Linked DNA regions of Homo sapiens: all the other regions are linked to region 3. Evidence: chromatin contacts called from ENCODE Hi-C or POLR2A ChIA-PET data. All regions are on one chromosome and are shown on one strand. Each heading gives the region's core, a stretch centred on a gene start or an enhancer-like site at or near the end of the contact. The rest is flanking DNA. Distances are from core to core; before and after follow the strand shown.

Evidence for each region. Hi-C counts contacts between places; a loop is a spot of excess contacts on that map. ChIA-PET counts read pairs that join two places held with the same protein, here RNA polymerase II (POLR2A). Pooled maps may share reads with other maps.
Region 1: a loop to region 3 is called in a map of naive thymus-derived CD4-positive, alpha-beta T cell, with 8 times the contacts of the local background. The contact joins the promoter of FKBP4 here to the promoter of CRACR2A in region 3. A Hi-C loop is called at or near these places in 1 of 168 maps with a recorded cell type or tissue (naive thymus-derived CD4-positive, alpha-beta T cell) and 6 of 50 pooled maps. POLR2A ChIA-PET finds 5 or more read pairs at or near these places in 1 of 52 experiments (B cell).
Region 2: a loop to region 3 is called in a map of naive thymus-derived CD4-positive, alpha-beta T cell, with 9 times the contacts of the local background. The contact joins the promoter of RHNO1 here to the promoter of CRACR2A in region 3. A Hi-C loop is called at or near these places in 1 of 168 maps with a recorded cell type or tissue (naive thymus-derived CD4-positive, alpha-beta T cell), 2 of 37 single-sample maps with no recorded cell type and 9 of 50 pooled maps. POLR2A ChIA-PET finds 5 or more read pairs at or near these places in 1 of 52 experiments (activated CD4-positive, alpha-beta T cell).
Region 4: a map of naive thymus-derived CD4-positive, alpha-beta T cell shows a loop between it and region 3 (13-fold over the local background). The contact joins the promoter of TSPAN9 here to the promoter of CRACR2A in region 3. A Hi-C loop is called at or near these places in 2 of 168 maps with a recorded cell type or tissue (CD4-positive, alpha-beta T cell and naive thymus-derived CD4-positive, alpha-beta T cell), 3 of 37 single-sample maps with no recorded cell type and 7 of 50 pooled maps.

What each region holds. Positions count from the first base shown.
Region 1 is chr12:2,793,526-2,796,225 of GRCh38, reverse strand. It overlaps FKBP4 (FKBP prolyl isomerase 4), which reads right to left and starts at 1,256. Exons shown (of 10, transcript NM_002014.4): 1 at 982-1,256. The coding sequence starts at 1,086. The region is part of intron 2 of ITFG2-AS1 (ITFG2 antisense RNA 1); the gene reads left to right. RefSeq lists silencers at 208-617, 968-1,027, 1,058-1,437 and enhancers at 1,287-1,831, 1,832-2,377.
Region 2 is chr12:2,875,831-2,878,557 of GRCh38, reverse strand. RHNO1 (RAD9-HUS1-RAD1 interacting nuclear orphan 1) reads right to left here and starts at 1,335. Exons shown (of 3, transcript NM_001252499.3): 1 at 1,276-1,335. FOXM1 (forkhead box M1) reads left to right here and starts at 1,384. Exons shown (of 9, transcript NM_021953.4): 1 at 1,384-1,638. RefSeq lists silencers at 1,079-1,518, 1,559-1,628.
Region 3 is chr12:3,751,687-3,754,475 of GRCh38, reverse strand. CRACR2A (calcium release activated channel regulator 2A) reads left to right here and starts at 1,367. Exons shown (of 20, transcript NM_001144958.2): 1 at 1,367-1,461. RefSeq lists a silencer at 1,133-1,632.
Region 4 is chr12:3,075,991-3,078,690 of GRCh38, reverse strand. It overlaps TSPAN9 (tetraspanin 9), which reads right to left and starts at 1,312. Exons shown (of 9, transcript NM_006675.5): 1 at 1,238-1,312. RefSeq lists silencers at 1,207-1,706, 1,757-1,806.

The DNA.
Region 1 (2,700 bases), core at 7-2,506, 960 kb after region 3:
CCCCCTGAGGTGGGTGCCGCACACGCGGAGCTCAGCGGTGGGAAGCCAGGATGAGGACGCAGCAGCGGATGGGGAGAAGGCATAAGACGCAGGCTGGGAATTCACCATCTCTGATTCTCCCTGGAACCTGCTCCGACCCAAGGCAGGTTGTCCTGGCCCAGGTCAAGATGCCCTCCCCGCAGCTCCCCAGGCTATTTGTAGTCGAGCGGTCACTCGGCGGCAGGCTCCACAGCAGAGCGCCTCCTCCCCGCCCCACACCCCGCAGCCCTGGCTCCGGGAGGCGGCGGAGGGGGGAGGGGACTACAGCTCCCGGCATGCCCCGCGCCCGGCCTCCCCGGGGCCGAGGGAGGGGGCGCCGCGCGGCGAGTGGGGACCTCGCTGGGTCCCGGCGTCGGCAGGGGACCCCGGGAGGGCGCCGGAACCCTGTCGCGCCTGCGTCGCACAAAGGCCGAAGGGCCAGGAAAGCACTGTGGGGAGTCGCTCCCCGTCCTGGCCCGTGTTCCACCGCCCGGGTGGGCGAGCCCTGGCACCGCCACCAACGAGGCGGCCCGCGGCTGGCAGCTCCGCTGGGGCCGCGAGGTCGGGGGCGGCGTGGCGTGGGAGGCCCGGCCTGGCCCCGGGCTGCGGCTCGGGTGCCCGCGGCGGTCGCCTCGCCCCGCCCCTCTCCGCCGCCCCGCGCGCGCCGGGGTGGGCACTGCAATCCCGACCCCCTGCCCGGGCCCGGGCGCTGCCGGCTGGGGAGCCTGGGGCCTCGGCCCGCGCACCTAGGCCGCCCCCCTGCCGAGCGCATGGCCGGCCTCGGTGCCTTAAACGACGCAGCCCGGTCCGGGACGGCGATGCCACCGGCCCCCGGCGGGACGGCCGCGAGGCTGCAAAGGCGGCCGCCTCGACCCGTGCCCGGCCGCGGGCTCCGGGCGCGGCGGAAGGGCGGCCCGCGGGGCCCCGGGTTCCGACGCCTCCGCAGGCCCCGCCGCCCCTCACCTTCAGCACGCCTTCGTCCTGTTTGGGGCTGATGTCCACTCCCTCCATGGGCAGCGGCGCCGACTGCGCCCCGCTCTCGGTCGCCTTCATCTCCTCGGCTGTCATCTCCGCGCGGCGCGCCGTTTATCCGGGAGCTGGTGCCGGCGCGAGCGCACTCTGGGCCGCGGGCGGGGGCGCTACCTGCGGGGCGTGCGGGAGGCCGGGCGCGGCGGCACTGACTGCGGACCGCGAGGAGGCTTGAGCACCTCTGCACGCGGCGCGAGAGCTGGGGTAGGTGGGTCAGGAGCGGCTCGGGGAGCGATTGGTCCCGCCCCGCCGCGAGGGAGGGGCTGGGAGGAGCGGGAGCGCAGACAGAGGGGGCGGGGTGCAGAACTTTCTAGAGACGGCGGGACTGAGCCGGTTCGGGCTCAGTGCTGCGGGCGCTTCGGAATTTTTTTTTCTTTTTTTTTTTTTGGTTCTTGCCTCCTTCTGGCTGCCTGCCCCCTCCCCCTTCTCCTGGGACCCTCGGACTCGGGATCTCCCCGGCGGCCTCCCTTGGCCCTTCCTCCCTCCCTCCCATCCCCGCCCGCTTCCCTGTCTAACCGGATTCTTCCAGATTCTTCTCGATCGATCTCCCGACATCACTCCACCAGTCCGCTGCGCCTGCGGCGGGGTGTGGGGAGCGCAGGCTGCGGGATGGCAGTGGCGGCGCCCCCTCCCCGGGACCGGCCGTCACCACGGGCGGCGTGGCCTCTCTGCTATGACCCGCGTAGACCCTTCCCTACTTGGGGGAAAGAGGGCAAGGGCGTGCGCGGGGAGCGGGGAGTGAGTGGACAGCGCTGCCCCGCTGCAGAGAGCCGGGGAAAGCGACCTCGATTTCCCCAGATCCGAGAAGCCCCGGCCAGGCAGCGATGCCTCGCTCAGCGCCTGCAGATGCTGCGAGCAGCGGGGTTGGCAAGGCATGGCCCGCCCAGCTCGGAACTCAGATGGGGCACACACTCAGGGGACCCTTCCCGGCGGTAATAAAACTGCCGTTTCCGCGAATGCTTACAAAGATGGGTTCCCCTCACGAAAAAAGTCACTCGGTTTTCCTAAAGGCCCACAGAAGGAGTATTTTCTTCTCAATGTTTGCTTCCCGAGTGTTTTTCGACAGGCTGTGGAGCGCGCAGGTGCCGGTGTCACCTAAGCTATGGTCGTGGGACCTAGAGAGCCATCTAGAGAGGGGCCTGGTTTTGCTCAGCACCTAACCCCAGTTTAGCATAGTGCCTGGTGAGTGATGTCCCAATAGTTACTGGCTGCATGAATTTTCCTTTTTTAAATTTCTTTTTCCAAGTCTTGGCTGATTTTTTTTTCTTTTTTTTTTTTTTTTGAGACAGGGTCTTGCTCTGTCGCCCAGGCTGCAGTGCGGTGGTGCGATCTTGGCTCTCTGTAGCCGGGACTACAGGCGTCCGCCACCACGCCGACTAATTTTTGTATTTTTAGTAGAGACGGGGTTTCGCCATGTTGCCCAGGCTGGTCTCGAACATCTGGTCTCAAATGATCCGCCCGCCTCGGCCTCCCAAAGTTCTCGGATTACAGGCGTGAGCCACTGCGCCCAGCCTGAATTTTTATTCCAATAATAACTGTATTTTTGGACTTCCCGTTATGTGCCCGGCACTGTGCGATTGGACGCCATTAGTCTCATCAAACTAAATTGAAAGCTTTTTAGAGATGAACTTTCAGCGTCATAATGTGATGATT
Region 2 (2,727 bases), core at 86-2,585, 880 kb after region 3:
ACTTCTGCTTAAAGCTTATGACTGGTTTCCTTTAATTCTTGGATAAGCACAAAACTTCTCGGTATGGCTAAGGCTCTGCTTCCTCCGGCTCCAGCTTCAACTCACACCACACTCCATTCAGGTCGATTAGCTCAAACCCCTCAGATATTTCTCAGCCTTTGTACTCACTGTGCTTCCTCCTGCCATCCAGCCTTTGCACGCCTGATTCCCTCTGCTTAGAGGAGTTCCCTCCTTTCTTTGTAAAAGGCATCAGATCTCACACCAAGCTCTCATTACAAAAGCCTTTCCTGTCCTACCTCTCAAGATCTCGTTATTGTAAATACTCAAAGTATCATTAACCTCTAATGTTTCAATTTACAGCAATAATTCAACATTTGTTTGTTTTGGAGACGGTGTCTCCCTCTGTCGCCCAGGCTGGAGTGCAGTGGTGTGATCATGGCTTACCATAGCCTCCACCTCTCGGCCTCAGGTGATCCTTCCACCTCAGCCTCCAGAGTAGCTGGGACTACAGGCACGCACCACCACGCCCGGCTAATTTTTAGTAGAGAAGCGGTTTCGCTATGTTGCCAGGCTGGTCTCGAACTCGTGACCTCAAGTGATCCACCCGCCTCGGCCTCCTAAAGTGCTGGGATTACAGGCGTGAGCCACTATGCCCAGCCCACATTTGTTTATTTGATTAAAATGTCTGTGCCCCTCTTCCAGGATTGGGCTGTGAGCCCAGGGGAAGGAAAGAACCTTGTCTGCCATTGTATCTTCAGGGCCTAGCGGTGCCTGGCGCACAGCAGTTGCTCAACTAGACTGGTTGACTAAGTCAATAAATAAAGCACTACGGTCTATTATATCCGAAGGCTTGGCTTCGGGAGGGGCAAAAGACAGGTTTCGCGCTGAGGTAGGGTTCATGGTGCCGACATTTTTTTTCAAGATGGAAGAAAGCGGAGATAATACGCAGCCCTCAAAGGAACTTAGTCTAATCGGGGGGAGCAGACGATCGTTCACTGTGGGAAAATGGGGTACGATTTCCCCCAGTGAGGAAATCAACTAAAGCCGAGCTTTGAAAAGGGGAGCAGAGGAGCCTGAGGGGAAGCGGGGGCGTGTCGCCTGGCGTGACCAGCGCGGCAGGAAAAGCGGGCCCAGGGACCCGGGCCTGTCACGCCGCTTCCGCGCGTCCCCAAACTCTCCCTCGGCTCGCCCACCCACGCGGCGGGGACCCCTCCGGCCCCTCCCCGGCCCCACGGCCACTTCTTCCCCCACAAGCCGGCCTGCGGTCCGCCTTACCAGCCCGGGCCGGACGGGGCCGCAGCTCCTGGCAGACCGCACAGCCTTCGAGCCCGGAATGCCGAGACAAGGCCGGCGCCGATTGGCGACGTTCCGTCACGTGACCTTAACGCTCCGCCGGCGCCAATTTCAAACAGCGGAACAAACTGAAAGCTCCGGTGCCAGACCCCACCCCCGGCCCCGGCCCGGGACCCCCTCCCCTCCCGGGATCCCCCGGGGTTCCCACCCCGCCCGCACCGCCGGGGACCCGGCCGGTCCGGCGCGAGCCCCCGTCCGGGGCCCTGGCTCGGCCCCCAGGTTGGAGGAGCCCGGAGCCCGCCTTCGGAGCTACGGCCTAACGGCGGCGGCGACTGCAGTCTGGAGGTGAGCGGGATGCAGCAATGGAGTCCCAGGCCTGGCCTGGGCACAGGCGGGGAGCAAGGCCTCCGGGCGCGGAGGTCAGGGCGTCTAGCAGCAGGGCACGGGCCACGAGTGGAGATTTGGGTCACACGGGAAGAATCTGAGCCAGGGTGCAAGTTTTTTCTGCGTCCACCTCCTGGCCGTGGCCTTCTCACTGCTTAAAGCGCCCCTTGGCCTTCCCTGGAAGTCTGACCTCCGCACCCTGCCCGCGGCCTCGGGAGGGCTGGGGTGGCCTACCTTCTTAGGCCGACTGTGGCTGAGATGAAGACTGAGATTGTACTACATTGAGTCAAAGACCAACCTGCATACACACTCCCCTGCTCCCAGGCTGTCTCACCACTAGGCAACACCGCCTCCATCTTACTTACCCTTTTGCAGGGCCCTTTTCCTGGTTCTTGAGAATGTAGCAAGATTTCCCCGCTCAGGATGGGGATGGGTCGGAGGAGCCACTCTGGAAGTTTCCCGGGCAAGAAAGTGTTGGCAATAATAATAACGGGCTGGTCAGGAAGTAGAAGAGAAAATTAAGACTTAGATATCCTGTGGAAAAAGAGGAATAATATCTACTGATTGATGCGGGGAGAGAGGGAAGCCTGGAAAGATCGGAGGTGAAAGTAAAACTGAGATTTGAAGGTAGAGGTGTGGAGGGCCTGTGAACTCTATGCAGATGACAAATGTCAAAAAAGTGCAGTTGCTTTTCAGGGAGAGAATAAGTGTCCTAAAAAAGAGACAGCCAATTCCTCTGTCTTCCAAAGTTCCGTGAAATAGAATTACACAATTTTGCTTAATGGTAGAATATTCCATGTATCTATTAAAATCAACAAAAGGCCGGGCGCAGTGGCTCACGCCTGTAATCCCAGCACTTTGGGAGGCCGAGGCGGGTGGATCACCTGAGGAGTTCAAGACCAGCCTGGCAAACATGGTGAAACCCTGTTTCTACTAAAAAAAAAAAAAAAAAATTAGCTGGGCATGGTGGTGCATGCCTGTAATTGCAGCTACTCGGGAGGCTGAGGCAGGAGAATCGCTTGAACCCGGGAGGCCGAGGTTGCAGTGAGC
Region 3 (2,789 bases), core at 118-2,617:
AAGTGAAAGGCGATCTAAACGTGCAAGTATTAACACTATTAAAAACAACAATAACAATGGTAGGTACCTCCGATGCCTCTGACCTTATCTCTCTGGTCACAGTTTTCTGCTCTGTAAAATGGGTGGGCAGGCTTTACACTGGATAATCTCTGAGGCCCCTTCCACTTCTCAGATTCTGATAATGAAATGTCCTTCTTTCCTCACATAAGGCTGAGAGAAGGTCAAGCCACCAGCTTGCAGACCTTGGGAGTTGACACAGGGAAGCATACCCAGGACAGAGCCAGAAAAGCCAAGGCACGCAGTAGGGACACACCAGAGGGCAGGCCTCAGAGCCCCTGACAGCCTTCTGAAACTCTGGCAGGGTGGAGGGAGGTTGTGGGCTAGTGGCTGGCTGGGCTGCAAGGAGAAGAAAGGACTCCACAGAGTAATTTATAACAGCTGCTCAGTAAGTGCTAATTTGTTTCTCTCCACCTTGGAATAGGACTTAGCGCGTGTGAGAGGGGGATGCTACTACATAAACCAGTACCAGAAAGATGGGCTTGCCAGGAAAGAACTGGGGCACTCTGCAGGGGCAGTGTCTGGGGAAGGGTTCTCCAAAAAGGTGACATTTCAGAGGGGCCTGGATGGATGAGTAGGATTTCAACAGGCAGAGATGAAAGGGGAGGGTGTTCCAGGCAAAAAGAAGAACTCCCAGCAGCCATGAAGAACAGCTGGTGTTTGGCAACAGCTAGTGTGTCCAGAGCGAAAGTGTTGTGTGTGTGTGAGGGAGAGAGGGTGAGGCTGGAAAATTAGGTTGTGGCCGGAGAGGGCAGGGTGGGCCTTGCCTTGTGCGCTAAGCTGAGGGGTTATCCTGCAGCCGGAGCACCTCGGGAGGCCTTTGAAGATTTACTCAGTGCTTTATTAACAAATACGTATTGGGTTTTTGGTGTTTTGTTTTGTTTTTAACGATTCATGCCCACAGTAGAATATATAGAAGAGTCAGAAAAGTATAAAGAATAAGGATCCCCTTTAGTTTCTGCTCCCAGAGGTAACAGCCGGAGTGACGCCGGGCTGCTGCCGGGTTTTCGGGGGTGCACTCCCAGACACCACCTCTCCAGTGAGCCAGCGAGGGCCGGACTGATGCCCCACCTTGGGAGCCTGAATCGGGGCAAGGGGCCTAGGGAGCAGCGGGACCCCGGAAGCCCGACCAGTCAGGCCGGCTAAGTCGGCAGCCGCCCCGCCCTCGCCACCCAGCCTCCCTGGCGGCCTCAGGTCGCGCCTGCAGGCCCGGACCCCACCGCTTGGCGCGCGCACGTCCCGGAGGGCGTCCAGGGGGCGCCGCTTCCCGTTCAGCTCCGCTGAGGGGCTGGTCCAGCCCGCGCGGCTCGGAGCGGAAAGAGTCGGGCGGAGCAGGCGGCTGCTTGACAGCTGAGAGCCGAGCGGGCGGCGCGGGCAGGTCCACGGGAAGCCTACACGCCCAAGGTAACGTGGAGGAAGGTTGAGGGTGGGCGGCCGGGGCGGCCGGGGGGCGGCGCTTCCTGCCTGCTCCTCCGGCTGCGAAGTGTGAGCGCGTGTCTGCCGCACATGGAACTCGCAGAGGGCCTGGATGGAGGCTGTGTGCCCTTGGGGGGGAACAGCTGGCTCCCCTGCCACCCCCAGGCCTGGCCTGGCCCTTGCTCCCCTCCCTGTCACTCGGTAACGGGACTGGAGGAGAGCCGAGAAGCACTAGGGTTTTGGTCAGGAAAGGACCTTAGGAACCCTCCAGCCTCATCCAGCCTCTTCATTTCACAGATGAGGAAACTGAGGCTCAGAATGGTAAAGTGACTTGCCCAAGGTCTCAAGTCTAAGAACCAAAACTCCTACCTTGCAGGTCAGTGCTACTAGGAGCCCTGGCCACGCAGGCAGCATCCACAACTGTTGCCATGCCGAGAAACAAAGAACCGAGACAGACAGTCAGAAAGACACAGAGAGAGAACCTCCCAGAGCAAAGGAAGGAGGTCAGGAAGTGGGCGGCTGCTGGGGCTTGGCTTCCGCCCTGGCCCCCGCGTGTGCTGGCCTGGCTGTGTGGCTCAGAGGCGTTGTGCTGACTCTGTCCGTGTGTGTGTGTGTCCGTGTGTGTGTGTGTCTGTGTGTGTGTGTCCGTGTGTGTGTGTGTGTGTCCGTGTGTGTGCGAGTGTGTGTCTGTGCACCCATGCATGCACGGGATGCAGCGAATGTACCCTGCCACGTGGGAAAGCCCTCTGAGTTCATTTATCTGTTTACACAGTGTGCTTAGGAACCTGCCCTGTTTGGCTCTGTGGAGGACACCAGGAGTCTCAAAGGAATTCGTTCTGTGTGACTCAAGAGGACAGAAAGAGCCAATCCGTGGGAGTCCCCAGGGTGGTCAGAGGGTCAGGAGGAAGAACCTAACTCATGAGGTGATGGGTTCCTTGTCTCTGGAAGAAAGCAGCATGTACCGAAGAGTCTTTTTATCAAGGATGTGGGCATAGGGATATGAAATCAGAGCAGTTTGCTCCACGTGGAATCAGCATTTTTGTTGAAGGGTCCAGAGTTCATGCCCCTTTTCAGGTGAAATGAATATGTACAACCTCATGGTTTAGTATTTGCCCATAAGAGCTACTTCATGCGCAGTTTTTAAGTGATAAGTGAGAGGCTTCAGGTATGGCTTCCGAGGTCCTGTCACCTCTCGGTTCTATAAGTGAGAGGCTTCAGGTACGGCTTCCGAGGTCCTGTCACCTCTCGGTTCTATACTATAAAGTGTGTAGAGGGAGTTTGGAGGAGGGAGGTTACTTCTGGAAGGAGTGACTCGC
Region 4 (2,700 bases), core at 63-2,562, 680 kb after region 3:
TCCTCTCCCTCCAACCCACAGCCCAGCTGCATCAGCCATGCCAGGACCAAGCCGAGGGTAGGAAGCCGGTGTAATTGTCTGCCTCTCTGGCTGCATTCCTTAGCTAAATATAAATGATTTGTCCAGGCTATTGTTTGAAATTATCCATAATCCCTCTCCTCCCCTCCCCATTACTTATGATGGCAAGCTGGCTGCGTATCTCTATAGCAAAGCATATATTCAACATTCTCTGTGGCTATTTTCAGTAAAGAGAAGGGAGCTGGCAGGTATATATAGGGATCCTCGCATGAGTCTTCAGTTTTCTCCACTAGTCCAGGAAAGCTTCCTGGAGGAGGAAATACCTGAGTCACCCCAGGGAAAAGGACAGCTGCAGGTCAGAAGGGCACGCGCACATAATGAGAGACTGGGTCTCTGAACTAAGAGTTACCAGGTAAGGCAGGTAAGCCCCTGCCTTCTTACCCCCCGTTTTGGTGATGCGAGAAAAAGGTAGCTCAGGGGATCCCATACTAGCCCAAGCTTCCCCAGACAAAACAGGCATTTGGGGGAAGATGAAGCAGTGACTCGTATATTTTTCAAAGAGGGAGGAGATCCAAGACTCCAGTTCCAAGATGTACAAGTACAAATATTGCTCTTACAACAACAAGCCGGTTTCTTGTTTGGATCTTTTTTTAAAAACCACAAGAAAGTTTTTTGAAGTCCCAAACTTGAATGCACAGATGGGCTAGATCTCCAACTTCGGGATGTGCCAGAGTCCTGTCACTCGGAGTGCTGATCTTCCAGCAGTGGCCCAGGGAGCGGTCGCGGGTGCCGGGGGGCTGCAGGCCATATCCCAGCCCTGCCCGAAGGCCCCCTGGCCCTCTCTGGGGTCCTTGTATGGACTGTCCCAAGCGGTGCACGGGGTCACACAGTCGGAAACCCTTGCCGGCCCCGGGTTACTCCCTTTCTGAAACGGTCTTCCTCGGAGCCATCCCCTGGAGGACCCCACTTCGCTCGGTGCCCGGGCCCCGCACCCACCCTCCCCTTCCCGGCCCGCTTCCCGCACGGCGCCTACTCTGTTCCTCGTCCTCTCGTCCCACCGCCGCCCTGCCCACACTGCCTCCCGTGGGCGCCCCCGGCCGCTCCCCCTTCTCGGGTCTCGGCCTGGGGGTGCCCAGCCCGCCCGGCGCCGGCTCAAGGCCGCGCGACTCCGCACGCTCTCGAGACCCGCCTCGCCGCCCGCCGCCCGGGCCGCACTCACCGCGCCCGCAGGACCTGGGGGTCTCCGCTCTGCTCGCGCTCCGGCACCGCCGCCGCCGCCGCCGCCAGCGGAAACAGGGGGCGGGGCCTGCCCGGGAATGGCGAGCCTGCGGGGCGGGGCGGCCCGGGGGCGGAGCGGGGAGGGGCGGGGCGGAGCGGGGAGGGGCGGGGCGGAGAAGGATCGCAGGGCTGAGCGGGGCGCCAGCGCCAGTGCCCGGCACTGCCCCGGGCTGGGTCCCCTGCGTTAGAGGAAGGGGAGCCCGGGGACGGGGCACGGGGCCCGCGAGGCACGGGTGCTCTCTCGGGGTTCCGGAAGCCTCCCTCCCCGCCCCGCCGCCCGCATGCCCGGACCGGCCGCTCCTCCGAGGTGCTATGATCCCGCCTTCCCCCTGCGGCGAACGGGCCTCTTCCCGGGGTAGGGGCGGGGAGGTCCGGGCCTGGCAGTGCGCTCTCCTGGGCTCTGCGCCCACACGGCACCCAAGGGCCTTCCTGGCCCAGGCCTCGGCTCTCTCCCTCGCGCCAGGCTGCCTGGCCTCGCCACCCCACCCCCACACCTACGAACCCCTTCCCTGGTGTTTCGGGCGGACTGTGCGAGATGCTGACAGCGCGGGTGTGTGTTGGAGCCTGCCTGAGACACCTCCCGCAGAAAGGGCCATGCCTCCCCAGGAGCTGGCGGCCTCCAAGGGCGACTACAGGGCACCGTGTGCCTGAGGGGTGCGCTAAGGCAGGAGAAACTCCAGCTAGGCATGTCTGGCCCGGGCGCTTTTTCAGGCCTGGATTTTATGTGTTTTTTGCTTTTTGTTTTGTTTTGTTTTTTCTTGAGACAAGGACTCACTCTGTTGCCCAGGCAGGAGTGCAGTGGTGCGATCACGGCTCACTGCAGCCTCGACTTCCCGGGCTCAAGTGATCCCGCCTCAGCCTCCAGAGTAGTTGGGACTGTAGGCGCGCACCACCACGTCCGGCGAAGTTTTTGATTTTTTTTGTACAGACGGTGGTCTCCCTGGGCCCAAGCTGGTCTCAAACTCCCGGGCTCAAGCCATCCTCCTGCCTCTGCCTCCCAAAGTGCTGGGATTATAGGCCCGGATTCTTAAAGCTAGAAGGCCTAAACTTGTTTCCAAAGAGCACTAAAACGCCATCTCTTCTCATCATTACTGTCATCAAAAATGTCTTCTAGGCCAGGTGTGGTGGCTCACGCGTGTAATCCCAGGACTTTGGGGGGCCCAGGTGGAAGGATTGCTTGAGCTCAGGAACTCAGGAATTCAAGAACAGCCTGGGCAACATAGGGAAACCCCATCTCAAAAAAAAAATGTTTTAATTAACCGGGTGTGGTGGCACACCCCTGTAGTCCCAGCTGCTCCGGAGGCTGAGGCTCAGGCGTTGGAGGCTGCAGTAAACTAGGATCATGCCACTGTACTCCAGCCTGGGCAGTAGAGGGAGACCCTGTCTTTAAAAGTGAAATTTTTT